Regions from separate parts of the Homo sapiens genome. Here region 1 is linked to region 2. The links are chromatin loops, found by intact Hi-C in ENCODE. Cell type or tissue: heart left ventricle. All regions are shown on one strand. Each heading gives the region's core, and the rest is flanking DNA. Links, peaks and the distances in the headings are about the cores only.

Region 1 (10,727 bases), core at 5,248-7,747, 82 kb after region 2:
TCAGCTCAGTGGGAAGAGTAGCCCTGGCTGTAGCTCTAGGGGGTCCCGGGGCAGCTGCAGGACTGTAGGTCTTTGCTCTTGAGCTGGCTTCACCCTTCCTGGGGGCTCCTGCTCCCTTGGCTGAAGTGGTTAGTTTCTTGGGGAATCTGTCACCATCTGGTCCCCATGTGCTGTCTGTAGGTCTGTCTGGGGCACTGAAAGATTCCGTCCCAGCCCAGAGTAATTGTTACCAGAGGTAGGCAAGATGGGGGTGGGAAGGAAAGAGGGATGTGCTGCCCAGAACTGGCTGCCAAGGCTTTAGTGACTTGAAAAGAGGGAGAGTGAGATGGAGGCAGAGAGAACATCAGAGACAGGAGGAGACAGAGAGAGACAGAGGGAGACACCAGGACAGAGCAGAGCAAGACAGGAACTGACTGAAAGCAAGAGGCGGGCTGCGGCTGACAGCAGCAGGAGGCAGAGCCGATGGCGTGCACAGACAGGGAGCAGGTGGGAGAGAGGCGGGCGCTGAGAGTTGGATCCTCAGGGAGAGGCGGGGGGAGCAGACACCAAACTCCACAATGTGACACCAGAGAGGACAGAGTAAAAGGGAGGGAGAACAGGGATGGGGGCGGGACAGTGTGAAAAGAGAGAGAGAACATGGCTCAGAACATGCCAGCACAGCAGGAGCTGGTGAGACCAGTGGAACAGGGGGAGTCTCGGCCCAGGTGGTCCCCACCATAGCAGTGGTCCTGGGGCAGCCATGGTCATACCAGAACGGTTAGCTCTTGCCCACTGGCCTGGCCAGCCTCAGCTGCCTCCTCCCGGAGCAGGGACCCAGACCTGCACACCTGGCTCGAGGACACCCTCCTTCAGGCCTCCGTCCTGGACCAAGGGGCCTTTGTCCCTGGTCTCCTCTCCAGGGCCCACCTTCCAGTCACCTCCCCACTTGGCTCTAGGAAACCATTTCTCTGAGGGTGATCTTGGGAGGTGGGAAGAGGAGGACCATGAGCCTGAGATGAGATGAGAGCCCCCGTCTGTCCCTGCCTCTATTCTGCACATGACTTCAAGTATCCTTTCTCCGCTCTGAGCCTCAGCTCCTTCTTCTATAGAAAGGGCTGTTTTGGAGATCACTAAAGGCCCATCCAGTGGCACATTTTGAGCCAGCAGTAAAACTGGGCCACAGAGGAGATGGCTGCTGCCTCTGTCACCCACCCGCCTGGTCATCTGTCTCATTCTTTCCTTCACGCATCCACTCCTGCAGTCCCTGTCCTTTTCCCCTCCGTCTCCCCACCTCCCTCCCTCCATCCCTCCTTCCCTTTTCTCTTTCTTTCTTTCTTTCAATCTCTCTTTGTCTTACCCTTTCCTTCTTCCCTTCCTCCCTTCCTCTCTCTCCCCTCTCTCTCCCGTTCTTTCTTTCCTACTCACTGAGAGCCCCCTTTATGCCAGACCCTGGGCTGGGCACTGATGCCTCAGAGGTGGATACTACAGGGTCCAGGGGTCTAGCGGGCTCATCCCAGGACTGTGGCACAAGGCTCCTGAGGCCAACAAGGGCAGATCAGACTCCAGACATAAGTACCCCCTACCCCAAGCCAGCTGCTCCAGCTCATGCCACTTGGCCCAGCCCCCACATCCACACAGCCCTCCTTTGGGCAGTTCGATTCTGATTACTAACCCCACGATACACAGAGGCTAACACTGGTGCTGTGACCAGAATGTTCATGTCCCCCCAAATTTCATATGTTGAAATCCTAACCACCAAGGTGATGCTATTAGGAGGTGGGGGCTTCGGGGGTGATTATATTGGATTGGGATTGGTGTCTTTATAAAGAGACTGCAGAGAGCTAGCCAGCTCCTTCCACCACATGAGAACATGGCTAGAAGGTGCCATCCATGAAGCAAAGAGTGAGCCCTCACCAGACACCAAGTCTGCTGGCACCTTGCTCTTGAACTTCCCAGTCTTTGGAACTGTGAGATATAAGTTTCTGTTGCTTATAAGCCATCCAGTATATATTATTTTGTCATAGCAGCACAAATAGATTAAGGCCAATGGCATCATCAAACATTTCCCACGTCAGTGAGTGGAGACCAGAGAGCGCAGAGAGGGCCAGGGACTTGCCCAAGGTAACAGTCAATCATATCCTGAAGCACTTTCCCCTTTGCCTCGGATCTTCCTGGGAGGCTGGAGGCTGTGTAAATCCCACACCTAGGGCGAGGTCAGCCTCAGCCAGACCTTCACCCAGGCCAGGGAAAGTCTAGTGACGGCCAGTCCGAGTGAAGTCACTGATGGGATCCATGTGTTCAGGCCTTGTCTCTGCCACCACCTCCCCTCCCCACAGCCTTTCCCACCCAGCCCCAGGAGGCCCAGGAGGGGAGGAAGGAAGAGGGCTGCGCTGTGTCAGTGCAGGCACTGTGCCCAGAAGTGATAAGCACTGGGGCCAAGGTTGCAGGAGAGAAAGTGGTCCCCGCCCTGGCTGCCCGACATCTGCTGGCAGGGGCAGAGGCTCTGGAAAGATCAAGCCTCAGGATAGATTGGTACCAGCTGGATGCCGCTGGAGGCTTCGCTCACCTCCGTGGTCTCAGGTGAGCCCAGACCCTGCCTCAGAAGGAGCCAGACTCTGGTCGCAAAGTGAGTTTTGTCACTAGCACTCTGACAGCAGCTCCATGCACCTTCTGTGATGGTCAGTTTTAAGTAAGTGAGTTTTGTCACTAGCACTCTGACAGCAGCTCCATACACCTTCTGTGATGGTCAGTTTTAAGTAAGTGAGTTTTGTCACTAGCACTCTGACAGCAGCTCCATACACCTTCTGTGATGATCAGTTTTAAGTAAGTGAGTTTTGTCACTAGCACTCTGACAGCAGCTCCATATACCTTCTGTGATGGTCAGTTTTAAGTGTCAACTTGGCTAGGCTGCAGTCCTCATCATTCAAACACTGATCTGGGTGTTGCTGTGGAGGTTTTTAGTAGAAGTAAAGTCCAAATCAACTGACTTTAAGTAAGGAGATTATCCCACACAATCTGGGCGGGCTTGATTCAATCAAGTGAAGGCCTTTAAGAGCAGAGCAGAGGCCTGAAGAAGGAGAGATTCCACCTGTGGACAGCAACTTTGGCTTAGGATTCTAGCCTGCCCTTCCTGACAGCCTGCGTTATGAATTTTGGACCAGCCTAGCCCACAACTATATAAGCCAATTCCTAGCAGCGCATCTCTTAATGTGTACCTCTTACTGGTTCTGTTTCTCTGCTAGAGCCCTCACCTTCCGTCCTAATCTCTTTTGGCTGCAGAAAATACTGGACAATTTGTAAACAATGAAAATATATTGCTCATGGTTCTGGAGTCTGGGAAGTCCAAGCTGGAGGTGCCAACAGATCCAGTCAGCGTCTCACGACAGCCCATGCTTCATAGCTGCTGCCTTGTCACTGCATCTCACATGGCGGGAGAGACAAACAAGCTCCCTCAGGCCTCTCTTGTCAGGACACTGATCCCATTCACAAGGGCTCTACTCGCAAGACCTGGTCACAGGCTAGGTGCAGTGGCTCACGCCTGTAATCCCAACACTTTAGGAGGCCGAGACGGGTGAATCACTTGAGGTCAGGAGTTTGAGACCAGCCTGGCCAACATGGTGAAACCCATCTCTACTAAAAATACAAAAGTAGCAGGGCATGGTGGTGCACACCTGTAATCCCAGCTACTCGGGAGGCTGAGGTGGGAGAATCACTTGAACCTGGGAAGCAGAGGTTGAAGTGAGCCAAGATCGTGCCACTGCACTCCAGCCTGGGCAACAGAGCAAAACTCCATCTCAAAAAAAAAAAAAAAAAAAAAAAAGACCTCGTCACTTCCCAGGTACCCCAGCCCTTAATTCCAACACACTGAGGATTAAGTTTCAACATATGAATTTTGGGGGTCACAAACACTCAGACCACAGCACCTTCCACGGTGGGAAGTGTGTGCACGCACCATGTTTTAATTAATATTCTTTCCCAAGCACCTTTCCATGTAGCAACAGAGTCTTCATTTTTGGCTGCAGAATATTCTGTCTTTTTGATGCACCGTAGTTTACTAAGCCAATCCCCTCTTACTGGATATTTAGGTTATTTCTAAATTTTTTATATATATATATATATATATATATATACACACACACACACACACACACACACAATAGAAATACATTAATATATAAATATAATATATTAATATTAATTTAATATAATATTTAGTGTTAATATTAATATCTTATATTTCTATATCAATATAATATAGAAATATATCATTATAATAATATATTTCTACTGTTAAATGTATTATAAACAATAGAAATTATATCAGTATTAACTGTGATGAATGTCATTGTGTTATTTGAATGCTTTTCTTCAGAGGCGGGAGTGGGGCTGAGCCAACTCTGTGGATAATCTGCCCATGCCAGCCCCGCTCCCAGCCTCAAGCGCCTGTTTCCCTTCTCTCCTCTCCGTCTGTCTACCCAAGGGCTTCTTCCAGCACCAAAGGACCTTGTTCAGCCTGTGCAGGGATGTGCCAGAGACCCAACACCCTCACGGGCAATCCTCAATCTCAGGGAATGAAAAGTGGACAAACACCCCAACGTCCAGCTCTTGAGTTTGAGATTCTGATGATGTGTGTTCTATACTCCAGCTCCTAGGGTGCCCAGCAGGATGGAGCCCAGGTGCCCACAGTGGTAACCCGCTCATCGAAGCCACCTTCCTGGGTTTTCTCCCTCCCTTTCCCACTTCTCCGTTTCTCACTGTTGCCTGGCATCACCTCCCGAATGAACTACCTGCACCCAAGCCCTTGGGTCAAGGTTGGCTTTGCAGGGATGAGATTTAGGACAGGAGTTGTGGATACTTTCTTTCAAAGGCTCAAAACCACCTGCAGGAAAGGGACTATATTAGCTCAAACTTCTTCTCAAACCATTTTGTGTTTATTTCCTCCAGAAACTCCTCTCAAACTTCACAATACAGGATGGCAGAGAGAACACAGGCCTTGGATACAGGTAGCCCCCAAATCAATCCCCAGCACTAGCCTTGGGGAAGTCGCTTCACTTTTAAGAGCCTCACTTTCCTCATCTGAAAATGGGCCAGCCGGGCTATCTGTTGGGCTACATAGAGCCTGAGGCCTGAAAGGGAGCTACCATCCCCCTGCCTCCTTCCTGCCTCACTTGCTCCCCACCCTTCCCTGGCCCACCACCTTGGCACCTGCCTCCTCTCTGTGGCTGGCCTAGTGAGCCTGAGGTCAAAGGCCACATCCCTAACTCTTTCAGGTCCTTTAACAACTGCTGTTTACTACAAACCAAGAGCTGTGCAGAGCGCCATGCCTCGATGACATCCCTACAGCTCTATGAGGTGGGCGCGGTGATTACGCCCATTTCATAAGTGAGGAAGTTGAGGTGCAGACAGGAGGGGCTTACCCCAGCCACACGGTGAGCACGAGGCAGCGCCCGGACTCACCTCCAGGTCTCTCTGACTCCTGAAGCCATGCTCCTCAGGACCACAGAGGCTGCCTCCTGCCCGCAGAACCCTCTCCAGAGGAGAGGGGATTCCTTGCGGGTGACTCAGGGCCTGGGGCAAGGAAGCCACATCCCTGGGGTCTGCTGGGAAGGAGAAAGTGACGCCAGGGTAATTCCCATACAGCTATGAGGTTCTTAGCAGCTGGGGGAGGGGGCCGCAGGCTTTGTTGGCTACCCTCATGGTGGGGGCAGCAGGGAGGGTCCCTTAGCTGAGTCTAAGCTTCCTGGGAGGCTATGGGATGTGCGGGAAAGGGTGGGGAGCGGGTGAGGCCACAGCGAGTGTGTTCTGCAGCCTGGGGCCACCAGGGGAGCAGACATTCTTCAGCAGCTGCTGGAAATCCCAGGGGCTGCTTTTCCTGGGAGCCACCAGGAAGATGCCCTGGAAGTGGCCTTTCCAAGGTTCTGGAGCAGGGCCATCCAATAAAACAGAATGTGAGACTCGGATGTAATGACATTTCTCCAGTAGCTACATTAAGAAAGTAAAAAGAAACAAGTGAACTTAATTTTAATAATATATTTAACTTAATATATCAAAATATTATCCTTTCAACATGTAATCAGTATTAAAAATTATGAATGTTGTATTTCATTTTTTTTTTTTTGTATTGTTGAAACCTGGTGTGTCTTTTCCACCCACAGCACAGCTCGTTTCAGACCAGCCACATTTCAGATGCCCAGTAGCCGCGTGCGGCTGGTGGCTACTAAGCTGGAGCGCACAGTTAGAGAGACCTCTAGGGGTGACTTGAGGATGCTGAAGGAGCCAAGGGGCAAACCTCAGTGAGTGGTGCCAGGACCCAGAGGTCACAAGAGGGTCCTGGGACCAAGTGTCATGTATCATTTAGTCTTCTCAACACCACCCAAGGCAGCATGATCACCCCTGTTAGGTAGATGAGGGAGTCAACTCAGAGGAGCCGGGTGGCTGGCACAAAGTCTCCTAGCAGGATGGGAGCTAGTCACCCCCCAGCACTGAGATGATGCTGCAGCCCACCCTACCCCAGGGGCACAGAGGAGCAAAGGAAGGCCCCCCACCCCAGGACTGCTGACCTCACACGTCTTCCCAGCCCCAGGCTTGCCCAGTGAGGGTTGGCACATTTAGGGGAGTCCCTCAGCCACCTTTCTTCATGCAGGAGTCAGGGAGGAAGTGGGCAGGCAGGCAGGTGGGTAGCAGCAGCCTCTTTCTCCTTCATCTTGCCCTGTCACAGACTGGTGTGGGTGGTGCCAGGTGAGCCCACCTAGAACGTGGCTTTTCCCCCTCCCCATTCCCATGGACACACGCATGTGCATGGGTCACAGGTGCTGCCTCTGGCTGGTCCACATTAACCCACACAGCTTCCCACCCTGGCTGCCCCTCACCCCAGCTGGTCCACGTGTCCACACCACCCAGAGCAGCACCGTTCACATCCACTGACTCAGCCAAGATTTCCTGAGGGTCAGCCTGGCAGGAATTTTGCCCATTCTACAGATGAGGACACGAAGGTCCAGAAAGGGGTGGGACTGGGTTCCCTGACTGCTGCTGGGCCTTGGTCCATGGCATCCACTGGCTCTCACTGGTCAAGGCAAGGAAGGCCCCTGGGAGGGGCACAGCATTTGGTGGGTACAGAGGAGGAGGTGGGTTTGCAGGGCTCAGGGCCTGACCATGGGCTCTGAAGGCAGAGGACAGAGTCTGTACAGGGGATTAGACATGGCCACTGGGTCCAGTTATGGAAACAGCCGTCCCCGCTCCCCTGCCACTGGGGTGCTCTGCCCGACCGGAGGGGGAACCAAGCTTGCGTCTCCCGCACTCATGAAGGGAGCACCTCTAGTTCCCAGGGCCAGATGGAGTGAGGGCAAGAGTTGGGGAGGTCTAATTTGCATCCAGGTTTCTGGTTTGAATACTAAGCAGATGGATGGTGGTGGCATTTGCTGGGATGTGTTGTGGGGAGCACATGGGGGAGGCTGAGTTGGGGTTGGGCAGTTTAAGTCCTGGGGGAGATACTGGGTAGAGAGCCTGGGCAGGGAGGGCCTGGGAGGCCTCCATGGAGTGGGCTACAGTGTGGGAAGGGGCAGTGACCAGGAGGGTGCCTTCCCAGTGAGCCTTCCCAAACCGCCCTGTTTAAAAGTCCACCATTCCACACTCCCTATCCCCCTCTGTGCCTCAGTTTCCCTGTGGAACGTATACCATGGAACATACTATTAACCTGTCACTCACCTTCCTTATTGTTTGTTCCCCACGTGGAGGAATGGTGTCTGTTGTTTGCTTGCTTGCTTGTTTGTTTGTTTGTTTGTTTCTCTGCTGGGCCCTGTGCTTGGAGCATTGCCTGCCTCAAAGGTGCATAAATGATGAATGCCTGAAGAGCTGAGGGCTCTGGATGGAGGATGGAATGGGGAGGTGGAGGTGGGGATCGGCATTTAAGAGGTGGCTGAGCAACAAGTTCCAGCCAGCGAGGCCACCGTGCTCACGGGAGTGACTTCCCAACCCTGGCTGTACTCATCAGTAAAAAGGAGATGGATCCATTTGCCAGGGCTGCCATAGCACAGTGCCACACACTGGGCAGAAACGACAGGGAGGTGTCCTCTCAGAGTTCTGGAGGCTGCAGCCCAAGGTCCAGATGTCACCAGGGGCTTCCTCCCGAGAGCTGAGAGGAAGCGCCCATCCTGCGCCTCTCCCTGCCTCCTGGTGCTCGCTGGCAGTCCTCCGCGTCCTGTGGCCTGTGAGAGCATCACTCCAGTCTCTGCCTCCGTTTTCACACAGGGTTCTCCCTGTGTGTCTGTCTCCAAATTTCCCCTTCCTACAAGGACAGTTTTATTGGACAAAGGCCTACTCTGATGACCTCATTTTACCTGGATGACCTCTGTAAAGATCCCATCTCCGAAAAGGTCACATTCTGAGGCTCTGGGGGTCAGGATTTCAACGTTTGAATTTTTGTGGATGTGATTCAACCCATGACATGAGATAATATAAAACCTGTTGGGGTGCAGGGAGGGTGGAGGATCAGTGCAAATTACTGTGCAGGCCAGGCCCTGCTGCCATGACCATTAGGACTGCATTATGGTCCACTGAGGTGGACCTGGCTGCACAAATAATCCGATAACGGCCGGGCACAGCAGCTCATGCCTGTAATCCCAGCACTTTGGGAGGCCGAGGCAGGCAGATCACCTGAGGTGGCGAGTTCGAGACCAACCTGACCAACATGGAGAAACCCTGTCTCTACTAAAACACAAAAAATTAGCCGGGCATGGTGGCGCATGCCTGTAATCCCAGCTACTCGGGAGGCTGAGACAGGAGAATCGCTGGAACCCGGGAGGCAGAGGTTGCGATAAGCTGAGATCACGCCACTGCACTCCAGCCTGGGCAACAAGAGCAAAACCCTGTCTCAAAAAAATAAAAATAAAAAATAGGAATCCAGTAACAAGTCTTCATAAAATACCAGTGCCTGGGCCCCATCCTGAGAGACTCTGGTTTAATTGGTCTGGGGTGAGACCCTGACATTGGGATTTTTTTTTCCAACTTTTATTTTCAGTTCAGGGGCACATGTGCAGGATGTGCAGGTTTGTTACATAGGTAAACGTGTGTCACGATGATTTGCTGTACAGATCATCTCATCACCTAAGTATTAAGCTAGCATCCATTAGTTATTCTTCCTGAAGCTGTCCCTTCTCCCATCCTCCAGCCTCCGACAGGCCCCAGTGTGTGTCCATGTGTTCTCATCATTTAACTCCCACTTATAAATGAGAACATGCAGTGTTTGGTTTTCTGTTTCTGCATTAGTTTGCTGAGAATGATAGCTTCCAGTGCCATCCATGCCCCTGCAAAAGACATGTTCTCATTCCTTTTTATGGCTACATAGTATTCCATGGTGTATATGTACCATATTTTCTTTATTCAGTCTATTATTGATGGCATTTAGGTTGATTCCATGTCTTTACTGTTGTGAATAGTGCTGCAATGAACATATGTGTTAATGTACCTTTATAATAGAATGATTCATATTCCTTTGCGTATATACGCAGTAATGGGACTGCTGCGTCAAGTGGTATTTCTGCTTCTAGGTCTTTGAGGAATGGCCACACTGTCTTCTGCAATGGTTGAACTAACTTACATTCCCACCAACAGTGTAAATGTGTTCCTTTATCTCCACAACCTCGCCAGTATCTGTTGTTTTTTGACTTTTTAATTAGCCATTCTGACTGCTGTGAGATGGTATCTCATTGTGGTTTTGATTTGCATTTCTCTGATGATCAGTGATGTTGAGATTTTTTTCATATGTTTGTTGGCTACATGTATGTCTTCTTTTGAGAAGTGTCTGTTCATGTCCTTTCCCCACTTTTTAATGGGGTTGTTTTTTTCTTGTAAATTTAAGTTTTTTATAGATGCTGGATATTGACCTTTGTCAGATGGACAGATTGCAAAAATTTTCTCCCATTCTGTGGGTTGTCTGTTTACTCTGATAACAGTTTCTTTTGCTGTGCAAAAACTCTTTAGTTTAGTTAGATTCCATTTGTCAATTTTTGCTGTTGTTGCAATTGCTTTTGGTGTCTTCATCATGAGGTCTTTTCCCGTGCCTATGTCCTGAATGATATTGCCTAGGTTTTCTTCTAGAGTTTTTATAGTTTTGGGGTTCACATTTAAGTCTTTTATCCATCTTGGTTTGATTTTTATATATGATGTAAGGAAGAGATCCAGTTTTAATTTTCTGCATATGTCTAGCCAGTTCTCCCAGCACCATTTATTAAATAGAGAATCATTTCCTCATTGCTTGTTTTTGTCAGGTTTGTTGAAGATCAGGTGGTTGTAGGTTTGCAGTCTTATTTCTGGGTTCTATATTCTGTTCCACTGGTCTGTGTGTCTGTTCTTGTACCAGTACCATGCTGTTTTGGCTACTGTAGCCTTGTAGTATAGTTTGAAGTTAGGTAGCGTGATGCCTCCATCTTTGTTCTTTTTGCTTAGAATTGTCTTGACTATTCAGTCTCTTTTTTGTTTCCATATGAATTTTAAAATAGTTTTTTCTAGTTCTGTGAAGAATGTCAGTGGTAGTTTAATGGGAGTAGCACTGAATCTATAAATTGCTTTGGGCAGTATGGCCATTTTCATGATATTGATTCTTCCTATCCATGAGCATGGAATGTTTTTTCATTTTTTTGTTTTTGTTTTTGTCATCTTTTCTTTCTTTCTTTCTTTTCTTCTTCTTTTTTTTTTTTTTTTTTTTTTTTGAGAGAGTCTTGCTCTGTTGCCCAGGCTGGAGTGCAATGGCA
Region 2 (10,727 bases), core at 5,073-7,572:
GGCCCCCTCTCTCCTCTGCCCCCGCAAAACAGGCGCAAAAACCTCCCCTGCCAGCCAGGTTGCTGCGAGACCCTGGCTGTCCCTCAGAGCCTGGCTTTCTTCTCTGGGTAACGGCAGTGACCCAGCTCCACCCTGTTCCTGGCACCTGTGGGCAGCAAGTGAGAAAAGGAAAGTGTGTAGGAGTCCATGGTCCCTACCCTGGATCTGTATATTACCTGGGAGTCACAGAAGCCCTCACCATGGCCTCCCAGCCGCCCAAGGTCATGTCCTGAGTAGGGGTGGAAGCTGGGGTAGTTCCCCATCTCCTAGGAGGCCACTGTACTTGAAGCCACACCTGCAGATGAATCAGCAACGGCATGGCCTTGGAAAAGACACTTCACCTTTCCCAGCCTCAGATCCCTAAAGTTCAAGGCAGGGCAGGTGGCGTGTGCCCATGGCCGGGCTGCTCGCGGCCCAGGAGCACGAAGGAAGTGAAAGGAGCTCCCCGTCAGCAGGGTGGGGCTGTAAAAGCTACGACTGTGGCTTTCAGTGGTCGCTTTGTGATTCTTGTTTCTCCTTTTTCTCCAGAGACCCTTAGTAAGACTTCATAAACCAAGAAATCAGGGCAGACTTTGCCAAAGCCCATCAGGACACGGCAGGGACCCAGAGCTCCGGGAAGAGCTTGGCCAGGCCCTGAGTAGAACGGTGTGGGGCAGGTGCCTGCACCAGCGCGGAGCCTCTTGTGGATACCCCTTCCCCCTCCCTGCTCCACTTCCTTCAAAGACTTCCTTGCTGAGCTCCCTGGTGGCCAACCTGGTGCTTGTTACTAAGTGCCCAGAGTGATAGTAATTGATGCATTCCCATAAGAATCCTAGAGCTGAACTTGCCTCTCAACACCAAAACAATAAAAATAGAAACCCTCCCCTCCTTTCACATGGTGCTTTGTCCTCGGCAAATGGTTTTGATGCAGAGAGCTCATTACCATGAGAGCCGACCCTGAGGAGCCCTGTGCCCACTGCTGGCTGCAGGGCCCAAGGCCCAGGGGGAGGAGGTCATTTGCCCCAGGTGGCACAGCTGCTTTGGGCAGAAGCAAGGCTAGGACGAGGAAGAGAAGCCAGGCAGACGAGGGCTCCAGGCTCAGCTGGCCTCCCACTTGCAACATATCTGTTTTGTCATCTCTGAAAGGGGCATTGAGAGGATTCAGAGCTTCTAACACAGGGCCTGGCCCATAGGAAATGCTCAAAGTGCGCTGCCTCCTTCCCTGCCTCTCCTCCCCAAACCAGCACGTTGCCTCCTTCCCTGCCTCTCCTCCCCAAGGCAGCCTAAACCTTCGGGTGTCTGTGAGCACTGTGTCAGGAGTCCAGGCCTTGGGACACAGGAACTCAGAAACTCAAGATGGAGGAGGGAAGGTGAGAATTCCTCAGTTTTCAGGAAACTGAGATGAGAGTTCTGTCTTACAGAAAAAAAAAAAAGAAAAAAAAAAAACCCAACAGCCAACTTATTAAATTGGCTTCCAACATCAAAGAGTGCTCACCAAATCCTCGCGGGTGATTTCAGAGCAGGCAAGATCAGGCACACGTGGAATTCATTTCCCCAACTGAGGGGAGAGGGGCGGGGCCAAGTGGGCAGGTTAAGCCCCAAACAAACTTATCCTTTCCTCAAAAGACCCCTTAGGAGCGGGGAGCTGGTACGAAAACTTTGAAGTGGTGGTTGTTGGGAAAATGTTCTGCCTGAGGGCTGCTGTGCCCACAGACGCCAGGGTGCCCCTGTGTGTGTGTGTGTGTGTGTGTGCGTGTGTGTGTAAGAGACAAGAGGTATGTAAGGATGTGATGGTGATTGTAGAATTGGCTTTGGGAGATGCCACTGCCTGTCCCTACTTGTGCAACTTTGGGCCTAACCTTTCTATGCCTCAGTTTCCTGAAATGCAAAACGGAGCCAGTTACTCTTACATCCCATATCATCATGAGAGTTAAATGAGAGGACTGTGGAAACACCACATCTGACCCTGCGAGCCTGCAGGAGTGTTGAACAGGGAGGATCTGCACGCGTGTATCTGTGGAATGTGCCCATGGCTTGTGTGTGATTGTGTCTGTGTGTGTGGGACAGCTGTGGGGTGGGGTGGGGGAAAGGGACAGAGATGTGGCCCTGGTTTCTCCACAGGCCCTCTGGGTGGCCCCCTTTAGGGCTATGGATTTTCTCTCAGGGCTCTAGTTTCTTCATCTGTAAAATGAGTACATGGTCTAGGTGACTCCTGAAGCCCCTCTGGGTGCATAGCTGTGTGTCTGCCGTGAGCATCCATGAGCATATGCATGGGTTTGTGCCCTGGCACCACAGCTGGGCAGGAGGAGACTGGAGCTCAACCAGGACTCCCCTTTCCTACTGTGGACTGAAGGCCTGTGTTCTCCGCCCACATTCCTATGTCGAAACCCCAGTCCCAATGTGATGGCTTAGGAGGTGGGACCTTTGAGAGGTGATCAGATTATAAGGCTGGAGCCCTCACAAATGGGATTAGTGCCCTTGTGAGAAGAGGCCAGTGAGCTAGCTCTTTCCACCAAGGGAGAGCACAGCAACAAGGGGCCATCTGCGAACCTGTAAGAGAGGCCTCACCAGTGCCAGGCCCTGACGGCACCTTGATCTGGGACTTCCAAGCTCCAAAACGGTGAGAAGCAAATATCTATTGTTGAAGCCCTCCAATCTGTGTTATTCAGTTACAGCAGCCCAAGCTGACTAAGACACCCGCCAGGAGCCAAGTGGCCCAGGCTGGTCTGTTGGCGCCTCTAGGCCTTCTGTTCCTCGCTGCACAGGAGGGTCCAGGCCCCTGCCCTAACTGCCTTATGAGGCTGCTGTTAGATCAAGGAGGCAGTGCGTGTGAACACACGCTCAGCTAAGAAGTGTGGTGCAGATGTGACTTGGGGGGTGGGGTGGGTGAACAGATCTGTGTGACCTTGTATATTTAAGTGGACACCAGAGCTGAAAGGGACCTTTGCAGGCAAGTGACAGTGAGCCTGTGCCTATGCCTGTGGACATGTGTGGGTTGTCATTGTGTCTGTGTCTGCATGTATGTGCTCATCTGTGGGCATCTGTGCATGTTGTCTGTGTATATGTGCATTTATGTGTCCGTGTGTTTCTGTGTACATGCATTTATGGCCTTGGTGTGTCTACATGTATGTGGCTTTACTGTGTATGTTATGTGTCTGAGCGTGTCTGAGCACCAAAATCTGGGGCAGTGGTACATCCCTTCCTGTCCCAAAATCTGGGGCAGTGACACATGTATCTGTGTGCATACCATGTGTATCCATATGTGTGATGTGTGTCCAAGTACCTGTTGTGTGCATGTGTGCTGTTTGTCAGGGTGTGTCTAGATTCAGCCATGGGTCTTCATGCTCTTGGGCCCTCTGGAAGGCTGTATGGTGGGAGCAGCTCTTGCCCCTCTGCTCACTCCCTCAACTGCCCTTGCTGAGAAGGGCTGAGTCAGCTCTGTTCTTAGAGGCTCCTAAGGACTCTAGGAGGAAACTCTGGCTCCAGAGCTGACATACTGCATGTAACTAGACTCCCTACATTGGTCTGTTTTCACACTGCTATAAAGATACTACCTGAGACTGGGTAATTCATAAACAAAAGAGGTTTAATTGATTCACAGTTCTGCATGGTTGCGGAGGCCTCAGGAAACTTACAATCATGGCAGAAGGCAAAGGGAAGCAAGGCAACTCTTATATGGTGTTGAGAGAGAGAGAGAGAGAGAGAGAGAGAAGGGGGAAGCGCCCGACACTTACAAAACAACCAGATCTCATGAGAACTCACTCACTACCATGAGACCAGCCTGGGGAAACCACCCCCATGATCCAATCACCTCCCACCAGATCCCTCCCTTGACACGTCATTCAGATTACAATTCGAGATGAGATTTGGGTGGGGACACAGCCAAACCATATTTCCCCCCCACAACACACACCAGGGTTCTCACCTCTCTCTAACCTTCCTCCATCAGCTAGGGACAAAGGAAGAAGGCCCATGCCCACCTGGATCCTGCATCATGCCCCAGTCCGGGGCTGGCCGTTTCCTCCTGGGAGGCTTTATGTCTCATTTATTTCCCCACTTACCTGCTACCTGCTGTGGGCCAGGTGTGTGCCAGGAGCTTCATGCATATTGTCTCAACCATGCCCACTCTCTAAAATGAGAGTTATTTGCTCACTTTACAGATGAGGAACTGGAGGCTTGGAGGATGAAGTGCCTTGTATGTGTCAGCCCATCTGTCTCCTGATCTGAGGTGGTGATGCAGGGCTACAAAAGCCCAGAAAAACAGCAATGGTCCCTGGAGGGTTCCCAGGGGAGGCAGCCTCAGTGAGCACACAACTTCCTCTTCTGCAGAACAGGGGTGAGGACAGCACCTTCCAGGTGAGTCTGAGGAAGCCCTCAGGAGGAGCCAGCACGGCATTCGCATGGGCTTCCATGCACATGCTCAGATGGGACCCCAGAGATGGAGCCCCAAGTCATGGCTTTCATGATGAGTCAATGCCAGCTGGTGCCAATGAAGGCCCCCTGCCTTCCCCCCAGCAGCCTGTGACCATTCACCTGTCCCTTGGAGTACATTCCCAGCAAGGGGACATTCTGGCATTTCTAGAGGTTGGGTTCTCACTATGGCAGATGGAGCTATGGGCTTCCAGAAGGTCCTTGCAGGGCTGGGTGATCTGGAATTGCTTGGTCCCTGGTTCTGCAGGTGGGCACACTTTGAGATGGACTCCTTAGAAAAGCCCAAATACTTTAGCCTGGCATTCAAGGCCCTACACATGCTGGCCCCACCTCATCTGCCCCCTACACAACCAACTGTTTGGCTATGACACACTCCTTACACTTCTGCAAACCCCTCATGATGCGGCATCTTTGCTCTTGTTATTTTCTCTACCTAGATGACTTGTCCCTTTTTCAACACCTGGTGAATGCCTCTACATCCTTCAAAGTCCACCTAAAATGCCACCTTCTCCTGAAACCCTTTCCCAGTCCTCCTCGGTATGGAATTAGTAGCTGCCATGCCTGATCCTCACTTGACAGGAGGGACCTTATCTAGTTCCTTCCTTTAGTCCAATGCCCAGGAAGAGGCATGTACGAGAAAGCTGAATTGATGAATGAACAAATTAAGGAACTAACTAGCCCAAAGGCATCGAATAAATAATCTCCCCTCCCGCAATGCCAGCTCCTGAGGTCGCCTTTTGGTTTCTCCTCTGCTGTTCTCTGCATCTGAGCTTGGTTGATCTGATGCTTAGCTGGGATCCCGGCACACCAGGCACAGGCAGCATGTCAGCTCATGGCTCCCCTCGCAGCCCTGCCTCTGCTCACCACTGCCCTTATGCTGCAGTGGATGCCCTCACCTCCAACCCCTGCACCGGCCTGGAGGCTCTTTCCCAGCTCCCTGTTTCCCACTCCTTCTGGCTAACTCCTTCCTCTCCAAATCTCTGTTCCTCTGCCACTGCCTCCAGGAATCCTTCCCTGACACACTCCCTTTCATCCCAACGTGCTGTGGGAGGGGGACCTCCTCTGGCCCCTCAGCCCTGGGCCACCCTGTCCATCACTGACTACACTCTAGGTATGGTCTTGTGTCAGCCTCTCCCTGCAGAAGGGGGCTTCTGGAGGGCAAAGGTGGATCTGAACCCTGTTTGTGTGACCCCAGGGTCTGGCCAGTAAAGTTCAGTGGGGAAGAAATATGACAGATCAGGGGAGGTGAAGGAGGCTACTGTGGTGGCAGGTGAGCCTCCCTTTAAGGAAATCCACGTGCATGACAATCAAGATTTGCTCAAAAGACAGAGTGGAGTCTACACTCTCATAGAATGGGAGGTGAAGTGACACAGAGAAGGAGGGAAAGGCCACACATGTACTGAGCACCTGCTGTGTGCACCGTCTCAGGACCCTGCATCTTCATTGAGTGGTGAGGACACGAGGCTCTGAGAGGAGACTGACAAACCAAATGGGCTGCTGCGTTCCCCGGGGCTGTGGGACACCCAAGCCCGGCTCCTTCTCAAGGGCTGGCCATGCCACCTCCCATGTAGGCTCTGACCTGGCCTTCCCTGCACAAGTCCCTCTTGCTGGAGGCCCCAGTCTCTCCATCAGGACCAGCGCAGGTTTCCGCGGCCTGAGAGACTCTTTGAGCAATCCACTAGGGGGCAGGCAAGTTGTTCCAGAGTGAACCAGGAGCCCCTCTGGCAACCCAGGAGACTCGTGGGCCCCTCCCCAGCCCGCAGGCTCCCGGGGCTCCGCTGCCCAGCAGGGAGAGGGAGGAGGGGGATACATGGAGTGATGGGGCACCCCACGGAGGAGTCCCACGTGGGAAACTTCCCTGAATGACTGAAGCACAAAGAGAGTTCTTCAACAACTCTCCATTTCTCACTGGCGCACTGGGGAGCTGGATGTGGTTTTTGGCTCTGTCAAGTGCAGAGTGTGGGCTCCAGGATATGGAACCTGGCCCCTGTGCATCGTGAAACAGCAGATCTCAGGGTCCTGTCCCCACCGGAAAGGCCTGGCCCAAGTTGGCGTGTGTCCAGGATGTGTCCAGCCTCCAGACACTAACATTTTCTATGACATAACGCATAGGCGATCATCGTATACCATTCTTGCCTGGATGCTGGCTCCTGTGGCCTATCACACTCTCTCCTGGGAGGCAGTTGTGACTGCCCCATCTACAGACAGGAGAAGCATCTCTGATCTGTGGACATTTCCCCGTGAGCCACAAATTACCCTGACTGCTCTGCCTGGTCTCCTGGTGCAGAAATGGGTGATGGCCCTCTCTTCCCTGTCCTTCTCATGACAGCTCTCCACCACCTCCACAATCAGTCATCAAGTCCTGTGCGGCCTGCCACGATGGTCTCCGACTTCGGTCCACAACAAGGGCACCAGGCTTCATGCTGCTCTCTTGCCTCTATTCCCACCCCTAATCTACCTGCAACGCAGACCTTGCGACGTCACTTTTCGACTTAGCAAGTGTGCACTACTGATGACCAAGGGCCTTTGCTGAGGAGCTCCTGCCAGCTGGCCCTGCCAGCTCTCTCCCCTGGCTGCCCAGCCCCTTTCTATCCCTATGCCCTGGCCCGTCTTGTCCTTCCAAATCCCTCTGACCCCCAGTTTCAACCTAGAGAGTTTTTATTCTAAAAAGTATTCCTTTTAGTAGTTATATTTACCCATTAAGGCCTGGAGCCAGTGGCCTGGAGATAACCTTCCCCATCACTATTGTGTCCGGGTACAAAATCCTTCCAGCTTGAGGAACATCACAATATCGTCTCAGCATATTTTCAGAATTGTTATTACAGACATGGGCTGGTGGGAGCTGGCCATGAGGGCAGTCTCTGTTCTTCCCATGTGTTCACCTTGAGCCCACACTCTTCACTTTGACAGAAACTAAAACCACATCCAACTCCCCAGTGCAACTATGAGAAATGGAGAGTTGGTGAAGAATTCCTGGGAGCCAGAGAAGACAACGCATCATGGCTCACCACGCAGCCAAACTTCATGAACTTTTTAAAGCCTCAGTTCTCCTTCCCGGAGTCCCTTCCCTGGCAGCTGCTTCACCTTTCTCCATCCTTTTCCCATCACCCCTCATCCCCAAATCTCCGTGTTGTCCCCAGCCCACCAGCACCCAGCCTCAGCTTCCTTATTCATTGGTGGTTACCCAAAGAACAACTACAAGACTGGTCCAAGGTCCAGGAACCCTTTAAAGGGGTGGCTCAGGTCTCCCCAGGCACTGACTCCAAGGCTTCCCCTGTGGGCAGCCCATGGGAGGGTCTTTATTTCACTAGAAAGAAGGAACTAATGTGGATGGAATATCTGCAATGTACCTCTCACTTCCATCATGCAAGGCAAAGATTATTCTCTATTTTCGATGCAGCTACTGAGACTCAGTCCAAGGTCACCCAGCAAGCCAGTGGCAGAACTGGACCTCAACTCCAAAGCCCCCACCACCTGCACCACCCTGGTGGCCTTATGGGCCCCAGCCAAATACTATATGGAAAAAGGTGACTCAGACAAGGTCACCAGCTGCAAGGTAGGGCCCAGCGAATGGAGCTGGAGTAGGGTGCAGAGGACGGGGCAGGTGAGGCCAGGTGAAGCCAAGGCCAGCAGCCAGGTCTCTGGATGTGGATGGAAGAGTTGAGGGGGCAGATGCCAGAGTGTGCTATGGGCCCAGGTCAAGGTCAGAACTTGCAGGGTAGGTGGGACACGGAAGAATGAAAAGGCGGAGAAACTAATGAACTCTGGCCACCCGCCTGGGGAAGCCCACTGGAGGGCTGTTTCTTCCCACAGCCACCATGCCCTCTCACTTGGCCTCTTGGACTTATGTAGCAGGGAAATGAAGAGCTTTTTGAACTGGAGGCTCGGCTTTTTTTTTCCTTTTAATGGCATGGAAACCCCACAAGGTAGTTTCTGCAGCCCTCACCTCTGGTAACTCTAAATCAGGTGAAAGAGGGAGAGATAGATGGGAAGGAAGAGAGAGAGGGGGAGGGAGAGGCAGGAGAAAGAGAGAGGGAGAGGGACTTTGATAGAGCTAACTGGGCACAGCTAGGGAGAGCAAGAAAGGGGAGAGGAGATGGTGGAGGATGTATGTGGGTTCGTGATATAGAACCTGGCCCCAATGTGTGGTGAAAGAGACAGGAAAACGGGAAGTGTGACGTGGACTCAGACGCCCTGGGCCATCAAAGGCTTTTAAGCAGGAGGGTGACCTGGTCAAACCTGTGTTTTGGAGAGACTCCATCTTGCTGCCATGTGGGGCCTGAGTGGATGAGCGGGAAAAGAGATCCTGGGCCAGGAAGCAGCCCTGGGGAAAGGGCCAGGGGAGAAAACGCCAGGCCGAAGAGGGAGTGAGAGCCGGGAGCTTCCACCTTTAGAAATCAGGTGGAGGAGGAAGAGAAGGGCCCGCAGCAGGATCCTGAAGGAGATGCAAGAGAGGAGAGAGGAGGGCCAGGAGGGGGTGTTCCAAGGTGCCACGGGAAGAAGGCCATTAAAGGAGGAGGGGAAGCTGTGAAGAACATAGCCAAGGGACGTGGACACTGTCCCTCGGTCCGGCCACAGCAGTTCTGCCATGGATGTGCTTGCTGGAATGAGGGGCTGGAGACAGGTGGAGAGTGGAGGCAATGGAGGCAGCAAGAGTGGCTTTCTTGCAGGTAGCTCCCTTGTGGGTCTGGCTAGGAGGAGATGAGAGGAGGGGGCCACAGCTGAAGGGAACCTGGAAGACCCAGAAGGGGCTTGTGAAACAGGGGCGTGTACAAGAGGGCTTGCCCAGAATGTTCCCCAGGAGGCAGGTGCTGCCTCTGCCAGCAGGAAGCACAGCCCATCCACCAGGAGGCCAGGTGGTCACTGATGCCAGCAGAGGCAAGTTTGGTTTTGGGAGTCAGGTTCAGGCCTCAAATCCGGGTCTCCTGACCCCAGCACCACAGGAGAGAAAAACCAGCAAGCAGGCTGAAGTCACACAGCCTAGAAGAGGTCAGGGAGTGGCAGCCCTGAGGCCACATAACCCCTTTTTAAGCTTCCAGACCTTCAGAGGGATTGGCTTGGGGACAAGGCCTGGCATCCATCCCTCAGGAGACAGGATGCAGTACTCTGCATTCTGAAGCCCCAGCCCAGCTCCCAGGGCCTGAAGCTCACAGCATCCCAGCTGGATTAATTATGAGATTCCTGGGAGGCCAAAGGAGTCTGTCTGACTAATTTAGCCCAAACTATGTCCTTTCCCCTCCTTTCCTTTTTCACTTCAGGAAACCAGCCCTAGTGGAAGCCACTTGACTTATGTGTGGTCTGCTTCTGAGAAAAATCAGAGTCACAAGCCACGCGAGATGACAGCCTAGTTCCCATGACCATGTGCACCTGTGCCTGTGTGTACAGGCATGCTCACGTGTGTGCGTGTGTGCACGTCCATGCACACAGACGAGAGGCTTATCTGTGCTCTCTGCTGTGTGTGCACTGGGTTTGGGGAGCCTTGGTATTTTAAGTCTTTATTGTACATACTGGATGTGAGCTGTGTTTGTGTGCAATGTGTCTGGTATGTTTGTGAGTGTGGTGTTCGTGTAGGATGTATGGATATAGTGTGTGTACACGGTGTATGCTCAATGTACATGTTTGTGTTGTGTTTTGCACATGTGTTTAATTGAGAGTTGGATTTGTGCAGGATGTATGTAACCATGTGTGGTGACTGTGTGACTTTTGAGGGCGTCTCTGAAATGTCTGAATGTTTGTGAATCGTGTGTGTGCCTACGTGAAATTCGTGTATGAGGTCGATGCATGCTTGTTGCTTTCGTGAGTCGTGGCCCTGTGCATCTCATGTTGCCTCTGAGGGTGCATATGAAGGATGTGTGTGTGGCTGTGGCTGGGCTGTTGTTGCAGGTGCACTATGTCTGTGGGGCGAGTGCATGTGGCTCTCATCAGCAGGTGGAAAAATGTCATAGGGGAAGGGGGTGAAAATCCAATGTAGCAGAGAGGGCAGCCCCCTCTTGCCTCCTCCTTGCCCCTGTAGAGCCTCAGCTTCCCCTCAATGGATAATACTTGAAGGACTCTAGGAAGATCCTATGGTCATGAGGAAGCTGGCAACATGACTAGGACAAGATGGGGGCTCTGTGACCTGTGCCTAAGAAGACCCTGTCCCAGTGACAACTGGGTGTGCCCAGGCCTTCGCCCCCTCACTTGCCCCTTGAGGGCTTCCACCTGCCCCCCTGAGGAACGCTGTACCCTCATGCTGCCTACCCATACTGTCCCTGAGGGGCAGCCACAGCTACATTCTA

What was found. Hi-C counts contacts between places; a loop is a spot of excess contacts. Peaks named below come from ENCODE experiments on the same cell type or tissue, not always from the same donor. Only the 100,000 strongest peaks of a DNase experiment are listed, where the experiment ranks them.
Region 1: it touches region 2 in a loop (7-fold over the local background); 59 of 110 quality-filtered maps call a loop at or near these places.

Annotation. Positions count from the first base shown.
Region 1 is chr11:76,594,204-76,604,930 of GRCh38, reverse strand. No RefSeq gene overlaps it. Among named protein-coding and RNA genes, the nearest start is that of LINC02757, 31 kb to the left of the region's middle. RefSeq lists enhancers at 667-1,168, 6,953-7,604 and a silencer at 6,243-6,322. In heart left ventricle, for the core only: a CTCF peak has its summit at 6,230; no DNase peak of the experiment used is centred there; H3K27ac peaks cover 784 bases.
Region 2 is chr11:76,676,421-76,687,147 of GRCh38, reverse strand. It overlaps the pseudogene GUCY2EP. Among named protein-coding and RNA genes, the nearest start is that of LRRC32, 11 kb to the right of the region's middle. RefSeq lists enhancers at 1-709, 629-923. In heart left ventricle, for the core only: CTCF peaks have their summits at 5,929 and 6,131 (motif pointing right); a DNase peak (open chromatin) is centred at 6,097.